Linked DNA regions of Mus musculus: all the other regions are linked to region 1. The links are chromatin loops, found by intact Hi-C in ENCODE. Cell type or tissue: left cerebral cortex. All regions are shown on one strand. Each heading gives the region's core, and the rest is flanking DNA. Links, peaks and the distances in the headings are about the cores only.

What was found. Peaks named below come from ENCODE experiments on the same cell type or tissue, not always from the same donor. Only the 100,000 strongest peaks of a DNase experiment are listed, where the experiment ranks them.
Region 2: it touches region 1 in a loop (5-fold over the local background); 26 of 42 quality-filtered maps call a loop at or near these places.
Region 3: it touches region 1 in a loop (2.7-fold over the local background); 15 of 42 quality-filtered maps call a loop at or near these places.

What each region holds. Positions count from the first base shown.
Region 1 is chr7:45,558,139-45,564,236 of GRCm38, reverse strand. Hsd17b14 (hydroxysteroid (17-beta) dehydrogenase 14) reads right to left here. Exons shown (of 9, transcript NM_025330.3): 5 at 4,765-4,856; 6 at 1,218-1,322. Among named protein-coding and RNA genes, the nearest start is that of Hsd17b14, 6.3 kb to the right of the region's middle. In left cerebral cortex, for the core only: a CTCF peak has its summit at 2,796 (motif pointing right); DNase peaks (open chromatin) are centred at 2,182 and 2,792.
Region 2 is chr7:45,466,752-45,472,300 of GRCm38, reverse strand. Bax (BCL2-associated X protein) reads left to right here and starts at 5,403. Exons shown (of 6, transcript NM_007527.3): 1 at 5,403-5,549. The coding sequence starts at 5,526. In left cerebral cortex, for the core only: a CTCF peak has its summit at 1,245 (motif pointing left); DNase peaks (open chromatin) are centred at 1,233 and 5,412; H3K4me3 peaks cover 667 bases; H3K27ac peaks cover 695 bases.
Region 3 is chr7:45,449,078-45,454,626 of GRCm38, reverse strand. Gys1 (glycogen synthase 1, muscle) reads right to left here. Exons shown (of 16, transcript NM_030678.3): 13 at 2,969-3,064; 14 at 2,713-2,876. Among named protein-coding and RNA genes, the nearest start is that of Ftl1, 8.0 kb to the left of the region's middle. In left cerebral cortex, for the core only: a CTCF peak has its summit at 3,147 (motif pointing left); DNase peaks (open chromatin) are centred at 2,844 and 3,096; H3K4me3 peaks cover 1,155 bases; H3K27ac peaks cover 835 bases.

The DNA.
Region 1 (6,098 bases), core at 545-5,544:
GACTGCTCTTCCAAGGGAAGCAGGTTCCATTCCCGGCACCACCGGATGGCCCAGGTCCAGGGAGTTAGATTCCCTCTTCTGAACTCAGCATGAACCAGAAAGGCCCCCATACACACATGCAGGCAAAACACTCATATATTCAAAATAAACATAAATAAGTATGTTTTTAATGACTTTACTGCACTCTGAGTTCAATGCCTGCCTGCTGTACAGTTTCAGGACAGCCAGGGCTATACAGAGACACTCTGTCTCAAAGATTATTAAATAAAATAAATAAAATAAATACAATCTGACTGGTGAGGATAAGGAAGGGTGTTTGCTGCCAAGCCCAGGTTCCTGATTCTGTTCCTGAGACCCACGTGGTAGCGGAGAGCTGACTCCTGCAAGTTGTTCTATGACCACTACCACCCACACCCACACCCACACCCACACACACACACACACACACACACAGAGAGAGAAAGAGAAAGAGAGAGACAGAAAGAGACAGAGACAGACAGAGAGAGAGAGACAGAGAGATAGAGATAGACAGAGAGAGAGAGACAGAGAGAGAAAGAGAGACAGAGACACAGAGAGAGACAGAGACAGAGAGAATATAAATTATTTTAAAAAATAAGCCGGGCAGTGGTGGCTCATGCCTTTAATCCCAGCACATGGGAGGCAGAGGCAGGTAGATTTCTGAGTTTGAGGCCAGCCTGGTCTACAAAGTGAGTTCAAGAAAGAAAGAAAGAAAGAAAGAAAGAAAGAAAGAAAGAAAGAAAGAAAGAAAGAAAGAAAGAAAGAGGAGGTGGATTGTAGGCTCAAAGCTGAAAGCTGAAACCCAAATAGCTAGGAAAGGTGTAAGCCCCTACAGGCAAGACAGGCAGGTGAGTGGTCACATCTCTCCTGAGGTCCCCCAAATGCCAGGCCCCACCCAAAGGACAGTCTAACTGCCCTAAACAGTGGGATCTAGCCCAGCCCCATCCCTACAGAGTAGAAACGAACTCTCAACTTGAAATCGCACCAATCCCCACCCCGGAAAATCTCCCGCAAGAAATTCTACATAAACCCCATCTTCTGCCCAGTTCTCTCCTGCTTCTCACCAGAGCAGAGGGAGGATCCTGACCATCAGGATAGCTTACCATCCAAGCTGTTACCCTACATCAACTGCAGGGTTACCTTTCCCCTCAGAGCTGTAACCCTTACAAGAGGACAGGAGAGAAGAGGGGCTGGCCTACCTTGGTGGCCACGTAGGTAAGGGCCTGGGACTGGCCGATGGCCCCGACCAAGCTGGAGATGTTGATGATGTTCCCTCTGCTCTTCCGCAGGTGGGGGAGGGCAAGCTATGGGGAGGATAGATCAGTCATTTGCAACTGGTCCTGGAGAACAGCCACCAACATCCTCAAGTGTGGGACTGTGACCACTGTCTAGTGAGTGGATCTCAATGAGCACAGGCATAGGGGCACATCTATGGTATGTCTGAGCACCTCTGCAAGGGATCAAGGGATCTGTGTGTGTGTGTGTGTGTGTGTGTGTGTGTGTGTGTGTGTGTGTCTGTCTGTCTGTCTGTCTGTCTGTCTGTCTGTCTGTCTGTCTGTCTCTGTGACTTTTATCTCCCTTCATCTGCTATTCCATCTCCAGTCCTCATCAAGCTAGGAAAACCTAGACACCATACAGAACCCTGCCTCTTCAGCCCAACTAGGAGGAAGTGTTTTACTCGGGGGAGAGAGATGGTGTGTCTGGGCTGTACAAAGAACTCTGTGATCATGCCTTGCATGATGCAGGGAAAGCCTCAGGATGTGTCCCGCTTCCTGCCACCTCCTGCAGCTCTCTGGAGCCCCCTCCCTGTATGACTTCCCTACGCCCAGTCTGTTCTCCACTGCTGTGGGCACTGGCGCTGTTCCCAGGACACATGACTGAGCACTGAGTAGGTCCTCAGGAGGCTCCTGGAACAGGAACCTAAGAGGATCCCTACTGTGGTTCACCCCCCAAATCCACCCTTCCCCCCTTCCTCCGTGCCATCTTCAACACTGCAACTTCAGAGCCTCTTGCCTGGACCACTCCCTGCAGAGAAAGCCACACAGGCCACACACTCTCCTCAGTTTGCCTTGGAATAAGAGATCCCTGGGGACTGTCATGGTAGTCACATGCCCTCTGGTCCTGTAACTGATATTGCAATAGTGAGAACATCTCCAGTACAGGGAGCCCTGCCCACTGGGGCCCCTCTTCTCCTCTTAAAGGGACCAGCGACAGACAGTAAGTGCGGCTGGATCTCAGGAAGTCAAAAGCCATAAACACAGGAGACGTTCAGAGGACTCTGAAGTGTCTGAACCCAGCTCTGCGATGGGGGTTCTCTGCTCTCCTCAGGGGAAGGTCCCTCTCGCACCTCACACACATTCTTCCTTACACTCTGGAACCACCCGCCCACCCTCTCCCTTATGCCAGTCAGCTTTACACCCTCTCCACCTTCCGTAATGGCAGTCTCTGATAGGCCCCTTGCCTACTCTCTTCCCTGAACCAGGTCCAGAGCTATTATTCAATTAATATTTGTCCCACTCCCCTGACTCTTTCCTGGGTATGTCCCTGGCTGACAATCTCCCGATGTGACTCTAGGCAGCTGCAGAGGGCCCCTGCTTTCACCACCTAACCCAGCTTCTATCTTATTCCAGTTTACTCTAACCCGAACCAGGTTCTCCCAAATGTTTGTGTTGCGCGTGGGATGCAAGCGACTCACATCTTTATTTTAGTTTATATGCATGGGTGTTTTCCCTGCATGTATGTCTGGGAACCACATGTGTGCAGTGCCTGTGCAGGCCAGAAGAGGGCATCAGATCCTCAAAAACGGAGAGTTCTGGGACTAGACCCCAGGTTCTCCTGAAGCGTCCAATGCTCTTAACAGGTGAGCCGTCTCCCCAAAGCCTGTCTACCGTTTTAAGATAAGGTCTTTCACTGAATCTGAAGCTCATCAATTCTGGCAGGCGGGTTGGCGAGTGAGCTCTGGGGACCCACCAGTCTCTGCTTCTCCAGCGAGGGTTAAGATTACAAGCACAGATGCTGGGATCCAAACTCAAGCATGCAGAGCCTGCTCTTCGACCAACTGAATAAGCTTCCAGTCAGGTAGGGGACACTTGGGCCATTCCAACCAGCAACTTCTAAAGCCACCTCAGGGACTCTGGGGACCTCTTGATCCCCACTCATGAGCATCTACTTTGCTGACTTTCTGAGGGTGAAAACAGGCACGTGGAAGAACTCTGTGTCCCCTCCCCCAGGGCATTCACCGGACCAGTCTGCTGAGGGGAACTCCCCAGCGCCCTTTGTTAAGCACCTCCCGCATGCTAGGGACACAGTACAACCCTTCCTGTCCCAAATATCTCCTATACACATCCCTCTCTTTTGTGGCGTTTTGGAGACAGAGTCTCACTATGTAGCCCTGGCTGTCCCGGAACTCACTCTACAGACCAACGCCTGTTGCCCACAGAAACAAGACAGAGGGAGAGATTTCCATTCTGCTGGGGCTGGTCAGTGCGTGTGGCATGGAACATTCTAGAACATGATTAGGAAGTTCCCATCACTTTCTTGCTCATCCACCTTCCATGGCTCCCTATCGCTCCTGAAACAAAAACTGGATCCTTTAGACACAGTAACACCATCTCCACCCACCCCTCTCTGCCTATCAGCAGCAGCCAATATTCTTACTGACTCTCCTAGGCCACAGACAACCTGCCTTCTTCTTTTCCTTCCTCAATCCGTAGCCAAGATTGACCTTGAACTCCTGACCCCTCCACCTCCTCCATCTCCTGGGATCATAGGTTGCACCGTCAGGCATGGCGCTGGAAATCCAAGCTAGAGCGACAAGCTGCTGAGCAAACCTTCTGCCAGCTGAGCCCCAGCCCCGCCTTCCGGTTCTTCCTTCCTTCCTTTCTCTTTGTTTTCAACTCAGGGTTTCTCTATGTAGCCCTGGCTGTCCTGAAACGTTCTCTGTAGACCAGGCTGGCCTGAGACCCAGAGATCTGCCTGCCTCTGCCTTCTAAGCGCTAGGAGCTTTTTTTTTTTTTTAATTTTATTTATGTATTATATGTAAGTACACTGTAGCTGTCTTCAGACACTTTTTCTTCTCTCTCCAGCCCTGCTCTCTCCAGTCCCACTTGCTCCAGCCCATCACAGCCTGGTTCATCTTTGGATTCTTACCATCTTCTTTGTTACCCAAAAGCAAACCTAGAAAGCTCTGGGAGATAGTGAGGAGGCTGTAGCTTCCCAGATGGACGAGGACTGTGTCTGTCTCATACCTAGGATGGTCGGTGTCTTTCGAGACCCTGATTCTCAACCTTCCTGATGCTGCACCCCTTATGTTGTAGTGACCCCCCCAACCATAAAACCATAAACTTATCTTTCTTTTCTTTCTTTCTTTTTCTTTTTTTTTTTTGAGACAGGGTTTCTCTGTGTAGCCCTGTCTGTCCTGGCACCACTTTGTAGACCAGGCTGGCCTCGAACTCAGAAATCTGCCGGCCTCTGCCTCCGGAGTGTTGGAATTAAAGGCATGTGCCACCACGCCTGGCTCTTATCTTTCTTGCTACTTTACAACTGCACTTATGAATCTTAATGTAAATATCTGTTTTCTGGAGGTCTTAGGCAACCCCTTGTAAAAGGATCTTTAGTTCCAAAGGGGTTACAACCCACTGACTGAAAACGGCTGTATTATAATAAAGACAGGAAGCCAGGGGCACAAAGCAATGTGCGTGTGGTGGACTGAAGGGCACACAGCTACTGCAGCTGTGCCTGTCTCACCTTGATCAAGGTGTATGTCCCCAGCAGGTTCACCTCCAGAAGCTGACGGAAGCCCTGGGCAGAGGTCTCCTCGGGCAGCTGTGCAGGTGGGTCTAAAGGGAAGGAGAGGATGAGGCCAGGACAGGAAGGTGGGAGGGAGGGAGGGAGGGAGGGAGGGAGGGAGGGCAGGGACGATGGGGTTAGAGGAAGGAGGGCAAAGGCAAGGGAGAAAGCCAAGGGAGGAGGCTGCACAGCCTCTGCAGAACAGGGCATTCTGGCCCGTGCCTGTCATTCATTCTAGGACTCAAGGGGAATTGTGGGTAGGTGCTCTACCGTTGAGCCAGGCCCCAGCTCCCCAGCCCCCCAGCCAGTATCTGTTCTCCTCACTGTGGAAGGTGAATTTCCCTGCTTAGACACCACTCCCCATAACGGAATGTGGTTCGTTGCGGGTGTTGAATAAACATCAGCCTAAGGAAAGGAGGACAAGGGTAAGTTAAGGGTGAGCTTCTGGCAACTCTGAGTCTTTATTGTGATGTGAAGCAGCTAAGATGGGAGCCCAGTGGCCAAGGGACTGTCCTCTTCACATCCATCTTTGGAGGGAATTCAAGAGGGCCCTAGGTGTTCCCTGAGCCTTCGTTGCCATGGGGACTGGCTGTTCTATAGTACAGCTGTTGGGCTGATGAAGATTTCCCAGAGTGCCACACCACAGAGTCTGGTAAAGTGCACCTGGGTTGTCCTTTTCACCATCAAGGCCCTGGGGCCATCAGCCTTCAGCAAGGCAGGCACTGCCCAGGCTCTGGGAACATCCTAAGGGACAGTTTGACCTCCTTTATGGACTGACTACAGCATCCCCAACAGAAAGGGGAATGGTTCTCATATCAGAGATGGAAACTGAGGCACGGAGATGTGGAGAGCACAGCCTGAGCGCACAGCAGAAAAAGCAAGGACTGAGGGTGAGCTCTGTGTTAAGGAAGGCTGGAGAGACGGCTTGCGGTTATGAGCACCGCACTGCACCGCACCGCACCGCACCGCACCGCACCGCACCGCACCGCACCGGCTGCTTTTCCAGAGAACTAGGTTCAATTCCCAGCACCCACGTGGTAGCTCAGAACTGTCCGTAACTCCAGTTCCAGGGGATCCAACTCCTTCTTCTGCTCTCTGAAGGCACCAGACATGCAAGGGGTGATCAGACATACATGCAAGTACACACACACACACACAACAGGAGGGAGAGGGCTGTGCCTGGGGAGGGGTAAACTGAGGTTCAGAGGAGGGACTGCTGAGATGGTTCAGCTGTGCTCTTACTTACTGCCAAGCCTGATGACCCGAGCTCCACCCCACATGGCGGGAAGAGA
Region 2 (5,549 bases), core at 550-5,549, 92 kb after region 1:
GACTGGAAACCCCCTTAGAGTTTCCATACAACCCGTAGATTATGGGCAAAGTGGTGACCTCAAGGGCAACAAGCAGAGAGAAACTCCATAAGAGAGTCAAGTCCTCAGAGCATGGAGTCCTTGGGACCCTGCCTCTCCCAGGCACACCTGCGGTGATTACGCTAACCACTGGGCCATTTTCCATGAGTTCCAAAGTTGCTTCTTGTTCCCACACAGCCCCTGACATCTGGGCTCCTGAAAGTCATCTTGCCTTTGTTTTCTCTGTTAACCCCTAACCCTGTCTGTCCAGCCTCAGCCTCACCAGGCTGCTTCTTTGGAAAGAATGAATGAAAGAGCTTCCTGGTGCAAGGGTACCTGGGTGATGGGGAGCCAAGGGGAACCTCAGTCATACCATGCAACACTCCTCCTCACACAGGATTCTTGGGGAGAAACCCACAACGGCAGCTACCTCTGACCAGAACAGAGACAGCCCTGGGCTGGGCAGAGGGGCAGGCTTGGGTAGGGTCTTCAGAGCATGCACAGTGCACTAGTGGTGATGTACAGATTAGCCAGGATTATTGCTTGGCCATTAACCCTGAGTCATGGGGTAAAGATTTCCAAGTCCTTGGTTCGGGGACAGGTCAGAGGCAGGGTGATTTTCCACCGACCTGTTACCCTACTATGAGAGACCCAAAGTGGCCTTGAAGAAATCTGGAATACCTGGTGACTAATATTGCCAGGGTAGCTCCATCATGCTTGCTCTTTCCTTGAGCTTGCTTCCCTTGCTTGGGACTGATTAAGTCTGGGTGTGATGTTGGGTGATATGGTATCACACAACTTTAATCCCAGAGGCAGGTGGAGGTCTGCGCCAGCCTGGTCTACAGAGGAAGTCCCTGGACAGCCAGGGCCGCACAGAGAAACCCTGTCTCGTGTCTCAAAAAACAAACAAATTGTGGATGTGAGTGCTGGAGTTCACAGCCTGTGTGAGTGCCCACAGCAGAGCAAGTGTGTGGGTCACAGAGCCTAAACTACATTCTTCAATGTCCTCTCAACTGGCTGATGTCTCCTTATCAGGAAACAGAGATACTAAGTGTACTACATCCTGCTTGGAAGTGCTTCAATGGGATAGTTTCAGCTTTAACAAAAATACAGAACTTTGGGCTGGAAAGACATCTCGGCAGTTAAGAGCACTGGTTGTTCTAAAGAGAACATCAGTCTGGCTTACAGAGCTAACTTCAGTTGGAGAGAATCTGGCACCCTCTTCTGGTTTTGGTGGGCACTGCACTCGTGTACATATGTATTAACTAAAAATAAAACAGACCTTTAACTAAAACCACACCTTCCAATTCAGTGTTTTGCCTTTTAACTTCTATTATGGTGGCGAATAACCATTGTCCTGATGACAACTATACTTTGGATGTCATATCTTCCTCATGAGGCTCAATGCTAGCTCAGTCAAGGCATGAAAATGGGAAACTTGGGGCTGAGATGAAGGTCAGTTGGTAGAGTTCCTGCCTAGCACACAACTGAGCCCTGGGCCCAGTCCTCAGAACTTTATAAACTATGCATAAAGGTGTGTGCTAGCACTTGGGAGGTGGAGACCAGAGAATCAGAGACTCAAATTTGATCTGCGATGTCAGGATATCTAATTTCTTCTTGTTCCTTTTTTTGTGCACGACTACTTAATAAGCTGTGACCATCAGCAATCAACAACCCACCCTACCTCTCAGGCCTCAAGCATTTATAGACCCTCTTAAAAATCCCCACACGATCTAAAGGAGCCTCATACCCCATCCTTGAGATTAAAATGAAAACATATTCTTGAAATATTTCTGTGGGTTTTTTTGTTTTTTGTTTTGTTTGTTTGTTTGTTTGCTTTTTGGTTTTACGAGACCTGTGTAGACCTGGCTGTCCTGAAACTCACTCTGTAGACCAGGCTGGCCTCGAACTCAGAGATACGCCTGCCTCTGCTCCCCCCCCCACCCCACCCCCCCCAGTGCTGGGATTAAAGGCGTGTGCCACCACACCCGGCTTGTGTTTTTTTTTTTTTTAAGATTTATTTATTATTATATGTAAGTACACTGTTGCTGTCTTCAGACACACCAGAAAAGGGAGTCAGATCATGTTACAGATGGTTGTGAGCCACCATTTGGTTGCTGGGATTTGAACTCTGGACCTTCGGAAGAGCAGTCGGGTGCTCTTACCCACTGAGCCATCTCACCAGCCCCCGGCTTGTGTTTTTTAACGCAGCCAAAATTCCACAATTGTCACTACACGTGTACACACACCACAGAGAAGACAAGGATAGGGAGAAGGCTTACTTGGTAAAGTACAGGTCACACGTTTGAGAGCCAGGCTGGATTGCAATAATACATGCATAAAAACTAGGGCCTCTTTTGTGCTGTGATTTTTTTTTTTTAAAGATTTATTTATTTATTATATGTAAGTACACTGTAGCTGTCTTCAGACACCCCAGAAGAGGGAGTTAGATCTCGTTACGGATGGTTGTGAGCCACCATGTGGTTGCTGGGATTTGAACTCTGGACCTTCGGAAGAACAGTCGGGTGCTCTTACCCACTGAGCCATCTCACTAGCCCCCTGTGCTGTGATTTTTATCGTTGTTAATTAGATAAAGCCTAGAATCACCTAGGAAGAGTATCCTTTGGGGGAAGGGCAGGTTTTAGAGACCAGACTTCTCTGTGTAACAGCCTGGCTATCCTAGAACTCACAATGGAGACTGGTTTGGCCTTCAACTCACAGAGATCTGCCTGCCTCTGCCTCCCGAGTGCTGGAACTAAAGGTGTGCACCACCACACCTGGCTAGGAAAAGGGTATGAAGGGAAGAAAGTCTAGATTAGGTTGGCTTGTTTGTGGGAATTATCTTTGTTGATTGAAGCGCCAAGTCTCAGCCCACTGTGGGTGACTCCATTCCCTAGGCAGGGACTTCTGGACTATGTAGGAGTGGAGAAAGTAAACTCAGCATTGACCTGGATACATTCATTCACCACACTTTGCTGTTGACTATGGATGTGATGTGGCTAGGCCCTGCTGGTGTGACGTTCCTGCTCTGGCTGTCCTTGAACTCAGAGAGATGGTCCTGCATCTCCCTCCTGTGTGCTAGGTTTCAAACCATGCACCGCAATGCCCAGCTATGTTGATTGATTGATTTTCATGTGAAACACCTCTCAAGGCCCAGGGACATATCTGACTTCTGAGAAGACTTGAGTTTCAAAGGCAGCCACTGTCTCTAGTACATCAGCCAGGCATTAAAGGATACATTTGGAGATCACCATGTGTCAAGCAGTGTGCTAGTTTCTAGGGAATTGAGAACAAATGAATACAGTCTTCTTGGGAAACCAAGGTAGGTGAGAGCCACCAGCAATGAACGAAAACACTGCACACAAAATTAATTACAGTGCTGTGAAGCATAATAAAACCCAGTGGTTAAAAAAAGAGAAAAGAAAAGAAAAGAAAAGAAGAGAAAAGAAAGCCGGGTGTGGTGGCACACGCCTTTAATCCCAGCACTGGGGAGGCAGAGGCAGGCGGATTTCGGAGTTCGAGGCCAGCCTGGTCTACAAAGTGAGTTCCAGGATAGCCAGGGCTATACAGAGAAACCCTGTCTCAAAAAACCCACCAAAACAGAAAAGAAAAGAAAAGAAAAGAAAAGAAAAGAAAAGAAGGGAAAAGAAAAGAAAAAGGAGAGCTGCCCGTGGTGGTGCACACCTTCAATCCCCACACAGAAGAAGAGGCAGGCAGTTCTCTATGTTCGAGGCCAGTTTGGTCTACAGACTGAGTTTCAGGACAGCCAGGGCTACACAGAAGCTGTTTCAAATAACAAACAAAAACTCTGGGTGCTTTCAGAGCTTTTTCAACAGAGGACTCAAGCCAAGAGACTTTCTGACACCCAGATAACTCTACCCTTCCCCTGCTCAAAACTTCCCCTGGGTCTCAGGTCTCAGACACCCTCAGAAGACTGATAAATTCCTGCTAGAAAACTCCAGAGTGTCTGTCCTGGCCTGCTGCTACTTCACATTATTCCTCCTCTTCCTCCTTCTTCTCTTTTTTTTCTTTCTCTTCTTTTTTTTTTTTTTTCCAAACCAGGGTTTCTCTAAGTAGCCATGGCTGTCCTGGAACTGGCTTTGTAGTCCAGGCTGACCTCGAACTCAGAGATCTACCTTCCTGCGTTCTGAGGGCTGGGATTAAAAGCATACACAACCACCATCTGACTCTTTTTTCTTCTTCCTCCTCTTCTCCTTCCTCCTCCTCCTCTTCCTTTTGCTTGGCATCCTAGGCTGGCTTCAGATTCACAGCAATTCTTCATAGGTTTCCATGTTCTGGGGTTACAGGTATGGGCCACCATACCAGGGTCTCTTTGCAACTCCCATCTTCCTCCCGGTTTCTTGTTTTGATTAAGGATCTCAGTATCTAACTTAATTGACCTGTCACTTGCTATGTAGACTTGTGTTTTGTAAGGTATGAGTGAGGTATGGTGAGGTGAGAAGGGTACCTCAGAGGGCCCATCACTGAGAAATCCCTTCCTCCTGAAGTACCGGCCATGTAGTATGTAGCACCAGATGATGTAGTATGGAATAGAGTTTATTTAGGACATGGGAAGTAGAGTTGGGAAAGGAGGAGAGAGAGAGAAAGGAGGGGAGGAGAAGTAGTGGAGAGAGAAGAGGCCCTCCAGGAACACCTGGAAGGCGGGGAAGAGGAGAGAAGGAGAAACAGGGCAGGGAGAGAAGGGGCAGGAAGTAAGAGAATAAGACAAGTAAGTAAGTGAGCAGGAGAGCGAGGAGGGGGCAAACAGTCCTTATATAGTAGGCTAGGCATACCTGACTGTTGCCAGGTAACTATGGGGCGGAGCCTAGAAGGACTGCTTCTAGGATGTCTCAATTTCACAGGCATCTGCTTGCTTGTAGTTCCCAAGGCTGAAATTAAAGATGTTGTAGCCACCACGTACAGCCTGTTTTTGTGTTTTGAGATAGATTCTTACTTAATGGTGCAGCTTGGACTCAAACTATTTTATCCAGGTTTGCCTCGAACTCTTTAGCAATCTTCTTGCTTCACTCTATCAGAGGTATGGACCATCACTCTGGTCAACTGGTTTTTTTTTTTTTCTCCCCAGATTGGAGCAATCTCTTATAGTGCAGGTTGGTTTTGAGCTCGAGGCAATACTCCCGTCCTGCCTCAGCCTCTCAATGCTGGGATGACAAGCATATCCCAGGCAAGCTTTGAACTTGCGGCAATTCTGCTTTAACCTCCTTAGTGCTCTCTACCATGAATCTATGGGAAGAAGAAATAATGGGGGCGGGGGGGGAAACAACCAACTCTGGGCATCAGTTCGGATTAAGGTCGATCCGCGCATGCGTTCATTTAGTACCCGCGGCCCCGCCCCTGCAGCGAGCGATGATGATCACGTGACTAGTCCTGCGGGGCGGAGGCCATGTTGCGGGGCACCCACGTGAGGGCCGCACGTCCACGATCAGTCACGTGACCGTGGTGCGCCGCAGCCGCCGGGGCGCACCCGGCGAGAGGCAGCGGCAGTGATGGACGGGTCCGGGGAGCAGCTT
Region 3 (5,549 bases), core at 550-5,549, 110 kb after region 1:
GCCTCCCCAGTGCTTGGGATTTATTCAAGGCCATCAATGTCCAGCCACATTTTTTCTACACAAGCCCAGCCACACACCCCTCATTACTGGTGGACACGAGGCAGGGTCTCTACCACTGAACCACTTCTCTGGTGGATTATAGTTAAGGGTCTAAAACCTAAAGGCACGCCCAGCTCCCCTGCTCCACCACTGAGCCATGCTCTCCACCCGTCACTGCTGGAGTCCCCAGCAATCTTCACTTGGTAACACTGGTGACTTTCCTGCCTCATCCTTCCAAGTAGCTGGATGACAAACCTGGGCTGGTGGGTACCGATGGCCACACCTTCTTGTATTTTCTGTTTTGCGTTGGGAATGTTACTACGTGTCCCCTAGCTGGCTTTGAACTTTGAGCCAGGCTCCAATTGCTATACCTTTATACAGATGAGCACACTGGGCAAAGTTATCTCATCTCTCCTATGCAAATGTTCCTGTGCAAATGTGAATGTTCCAAGTGAACTAGGCATGGACCATGCTCTAGTCATACCTTCCTACAGGGCAGGTGAATTCTCAAATACTCTTTTGGTCACACAAATGAGAACTCTATCCAGATGCTATTTCTAGATTTTTTTATCTTTTATTTATTTATTCATTTATGTATTTATTTTTTGTTTTTGAGACTGGATCTATGTACTCTTGGCTGTTACAGACCTGGCAATGTAAAAGAAGCTGGCCTCAAACTCACAGAGACCCACCTGTCTCCTGTCTCTGTCTCCAAGTGCTTAGACTGAAGGTGGGCACTCTAACACCTTGCTCTCTTTTCATTTTTGATGTATGTATGTGCGTATGTATGTGCATGTATGTGTGTATGTATGTGCATGTATGTGTGTGTGTATATGTGTCTATATACAGAGGCCAGAGAACAACTTCAGATGTCATTTCTCAGGCAAAATTCATCCTGAATTTTGTTTTGTAAGATTTATTTATGTATATGAACATATGATGTGTGCTGTCATGTGCCTGTGTGTGGGGACTAGAAGATGACATTCAGTCTTTTGCAGCTGGAATTCCAAGTGTTTCTGAGATGCCAGGTTATGTGAGTGCTGCCTGATCTCTTCCTAAACACACTGAGCCATCTCTCCAGCTTCTCTGTCTCTCTGTCTGTCTGTCTGTCTCTCTCTCTGTTTCCTTTTTTCCTTGAGGCAAGGTCTTGCTATGTAGACTAGGATGGCTTTGCACTCACAGTCTATGCCTGTAAAGTGCTGGGATTAAAGGCAGACAACCCCACACCTGGCTTTCACCTTGTTTCTTGAGGCGGGGACTTGCCATAAATAGGATGCTGGCTGTCCAGTGAATCCCAGGTACCCCTTTTTTCTTTCTTTCTTTCTTTCTTTCTTTCTTTCTTTCTTTCTTTCTTTCTTCCTTCCTTCCTTCCTTTCTTTCTTTCAGTTTTTCGAGACAGGGTTTCTCTGTGTAGTCTTAGCTGTCCTGGAACTCACTTTATAGACCAGGCTGGCCTTGAACTCAGAAATCCACCTGCCTCTGCCTCTCAAGTGCTGCGATTAAAGGCGTGCGCCAACACGCCTAGCTCTTTCTTTCTTTTTTATTTATTTGTTTGCTGAGACAGAGCTTCTTGCCTTCTAGCCTTGCCTGTCACTGAACTCACTATGTAGATCAGGCTGGCCTTGAACTCAGAGATTTGCTTCCAGAGTGCTAGGTACCACCACTGCCTGGCCCCAAGTATCCTCTTTTTCTTCTTTTAAAAGACTTATTTATTTATTATGTATGAGTACACTATAAGAGGGCATCAGATCTCATTACAGATGGTTGTGAGCCACCATGTGGTTGCTGGGATTTGAACTCAGGACCTCTGGAAGAACAGTCAGTGCTCTTAACCTCTGGGCCATCTCGACAGCTCCTCCAGGTATTCTCTTATCTTTACCTTCCAGTGCTAAAATCACAGGGATCATCATATTGGGATTTAAAAAAAAATATGTGTGTATGAGTGTTTTATCTGCATGTGTTCTAGGTATCAGAAGTATGTCTGGTACCCACAGAAGCCAAGAGGATATCAAATCTGCTGGAAGTGGAATTACAGATGTTTGTGAGCCACCATGTGGGTGCTGGAACTGAACCCTAGTCTTCTGGAAGAGCAGCCAATGCTGTGTCTCTAGCTCTGACAACAGTTTCTTTTTTGCTTGTTTGTTTGTTTGTTTGTTTGTTTTGTGCATTGGTGTTTTGACAGTGTGTGTGTCTGTGTGAGAGTGTCAGATCTTGGAGTTACACATAGTTATGAGCTGCCATGTGGGTGCTGGGATTTGAACCATTGAGCTGTCTTCTTCAGCCTCACATCACTTGCTTAAAGAGACAACAACTACAATAAGCAGGAAACTTTGATCTATTTCCAGCCTCTTTGTTTCTCTATGTAGCTCTGGCTGTCCTGGAACTTACTTTGTATCCAGGTTGCCTCTGTCTCCTGAGCTCTGTACCACCACATCAGGCTATCTCCATCTTCTCTCTCTTTTTTGATTTTTCAAGATAGGGTTTCTTTGTGTAACAGAGTCCTAGCTGTCCTGGATTCCCTCTGTAGATCAGGCTGCCCAGGAACTCACAGAAATCCATCTGCCTCTGCCTTCTGAGGGCTGAGATTAAAGCATGCAGCACCACGCCCAGCCCTATCTCAATTCTTTAAGGCTACAGAACCAGAGGAGGCCTAGGAAAGGAAATCAGTCATACCCGGCCCAGGTACTTCCAATCTAGCAAGTCCGACAACCGTTCTGTGCGGTTCCGCTGGATGATGCGCTGTCGCCGGCTCTGCTGGCAGAAGCTGTACAGGAAGGAGGTGAGCTGTGAGCATGAATCATCCAGGCTGCGGAACCTCCGATCCAGAATGTAAATGCCTACAGAGGCAGGAATCAGGATTTGTTAACGATAACAAGAGTCTGAAATGGGGACCAGCGCCCGCCATGTTCTGTCCTCCCTCTGCACTGACCGTAAGCTGAGGGATCTGCGATGTGTTCCTCCATAAAGCAGCCAAAGCCGGAGAGGTTGGTGGAGATGCTGGGGATGCCCATGACAGTGCACTCCGCTGAGGAACCAAAGGTGGGAGGGGAAAAAAGGCTACTCAGTAGCCTGCCCTGTTAGAGATGGCTCTACATCGCCACCTGCTGGCAACTAAACCAACCGCGCCTGGCTACACCCGCAAGGGGCCTCCCCCATTTCTAGGAACCAAAGAGCCTTAGAAAAGTGAATCTGCGGAAACCTGTGATAAAGAGGATACTTATTTATGGAACGCTAACCAATGCTGGCTCACAGAAATAACTTTACTTAACCATCACGGCGTTAAGATTCGTATCTGTGTGTGTGCTCGTGTGTGCATGACACGGCTTTAGATTATGACATGATCATGAGGTTGGTTGTAGTTATTGTTTTAAGATTTATTAATTTTGGGGCTGGAGAGATGGCTCAGCGGTTAAGAGCACTGACTGCTCTTCCGAAGGTCCTGAGTTCAAATCCCAGCAACCATATGGTGGCTCACAACCACCTGTAATGAGATCTGGCGCTGTCTTCTGGAGTGTCTGAAGACAGCTAGAGTATACTTACATATAATAAATAAATAAATCTTTTAAAAAAAGATTTATTAATTTTGAAGCCGGGCGTGGTGGCGCATGCCTTTAATCCCAGCACTCGGGAGGCAGAGGCAGGCAGATTTCTGAGTTCGAGGCCAGCCTGGTCTACAAAGTGAGTTCCAGGATAGCCAGGGCTATACAGAGAAACCCTGTCTTGATAAACCAAAACCAAAAACAAAAACAAAAACAAAACAAACAAACAAACAAAGATTTATTAATTTTTAATTTTTATGGGTATGGGTGATTTGCCTACATACATGCGCCATGTGTATGAAGCACCTGTGGAGGCCAGAAGAGTGTTGGATCCCCTGGAAGTACAGTTAGACTGTTAGCAGCCATATGGGTGCTAGGAATTGAATCTGGGTTTTTTATGGCTGTTTTATTTTATTTTTGGCTTTGTTTTTTTGTTTGTTTGTTTTGGGGGGAGTTGAGACAGGGTTTCTCTGTATAGCCCTGGGGCTGTCCTGGAACTCACTCTGTAGACCAGGCTGGCCTCGAACTCAGAAATCCGCCTGCCTCTGCCTCCCGAGTGCTGGGATTAAAGGCATGCACCACCATGCCCGGCTTGTTTGTTTTAAAAGATTTATTTATTTTATGTATGTGAGCACACTGTCACTGTCTTCACACACCAGAAGAGGGTATCAGCTCCCATTACAACCCCACCATGGGGTTGCTGGGAATTGAACTCAGGACCTCTGGAAGAACAGTCAATTCTCTTAACGGCTGAGCCACCTCACCAGCCCTTATTTTTGTCTTTCTTGAGACAAGGTCTTACTATATAGCTCTGGCTGTCCTGGAGCCCACTGTGTAGACCAGGCTTGGCCTTGAACTCACAGAGGCCCACCTGCCTCTGCCTCCTGGGTACAGGGATCAAAGGCATGTGCAACTATACCCAGCAAATCTAGGTCCTCTAGAACACAGTATTCTTAGTTGCTAAGCCATCTCTCCAGCCCCACCCCCTTTTTAAAGACAGAATCTTATGTAGCTCAGGATGGCCCTGAGCCCACTATGTAGCCAAAGATGACCTTGAACTCCTAATCTTCCTCCTCTGCATCCCATCAGTTATCATTAGAGGTGCACATGCTCTTTGGTTGGTTTGCTTTTGAGACAGGGTCTTACTGTGTAGCTCAGTCAGCCTGTGGAATGATAGATAACTCTCCTGCCTCGGCTTCCCCAGTATGCCTCCACACCCAGCTCACAGCCCGTGTCCACTGGTGGTAAGGAAAGATCTGAGTGAGATACAATGGCAGCAGCGTGTGATTCCAAGGTTCAGGGAGCTAAGGTAAGGACTGCCAGGTGCTCAGCTTGGCAGACAGAGACCCCATGGTAGTTTCCCAAACATTATCAACTTTTTTTTTTTTTTTTTCTGAGACATGGTTTCTCTATGTACCCCTGGCTGTCCTGGAACTCACTCTGTAGACCAGGCTGACCTCGAACTCATGGACCTGCCTGCCTCTTCCTCCCAAGTGCTGGAATTAAAGGCGTGCACCACCACCACCTGGCTCTATTATCATTTTAACCAGAGCAAAATGATTTGCAAGTGACTCTCAAAACCAAGACCTGCTTGTTAATGTCCCCCTCATAGGAGTGGGGGCGGGGCGGGGAGCAGCAATTGGGATGTAAAGTCAATAAATAAATTAATAAAGATTTAGAAAATGAATGAATAAACATAATAATGAACTAAAAAAGAAGTGGGGGTGGGGACGTTAGACCTTCTCTGGAGGTTCTAGCCACTCCTCCCAACATCTCCTTCCCACATTCACCCCTCACACAAGCTCTGTAAGGAAACTTAATTAACTTACTGTGTGTGTGTGTGAGTGTGTGTGTGTGTGTGTGTGTGTGTGTGTCTGTGTGTGAGTGTGTGTGTGTGTGTATGTGTGTGTGTGTCAGTGTGTCTGTCTGTGTATGTGTGTCTGTGTGTGTGTGTGTGTCAGTGTGTCTGTC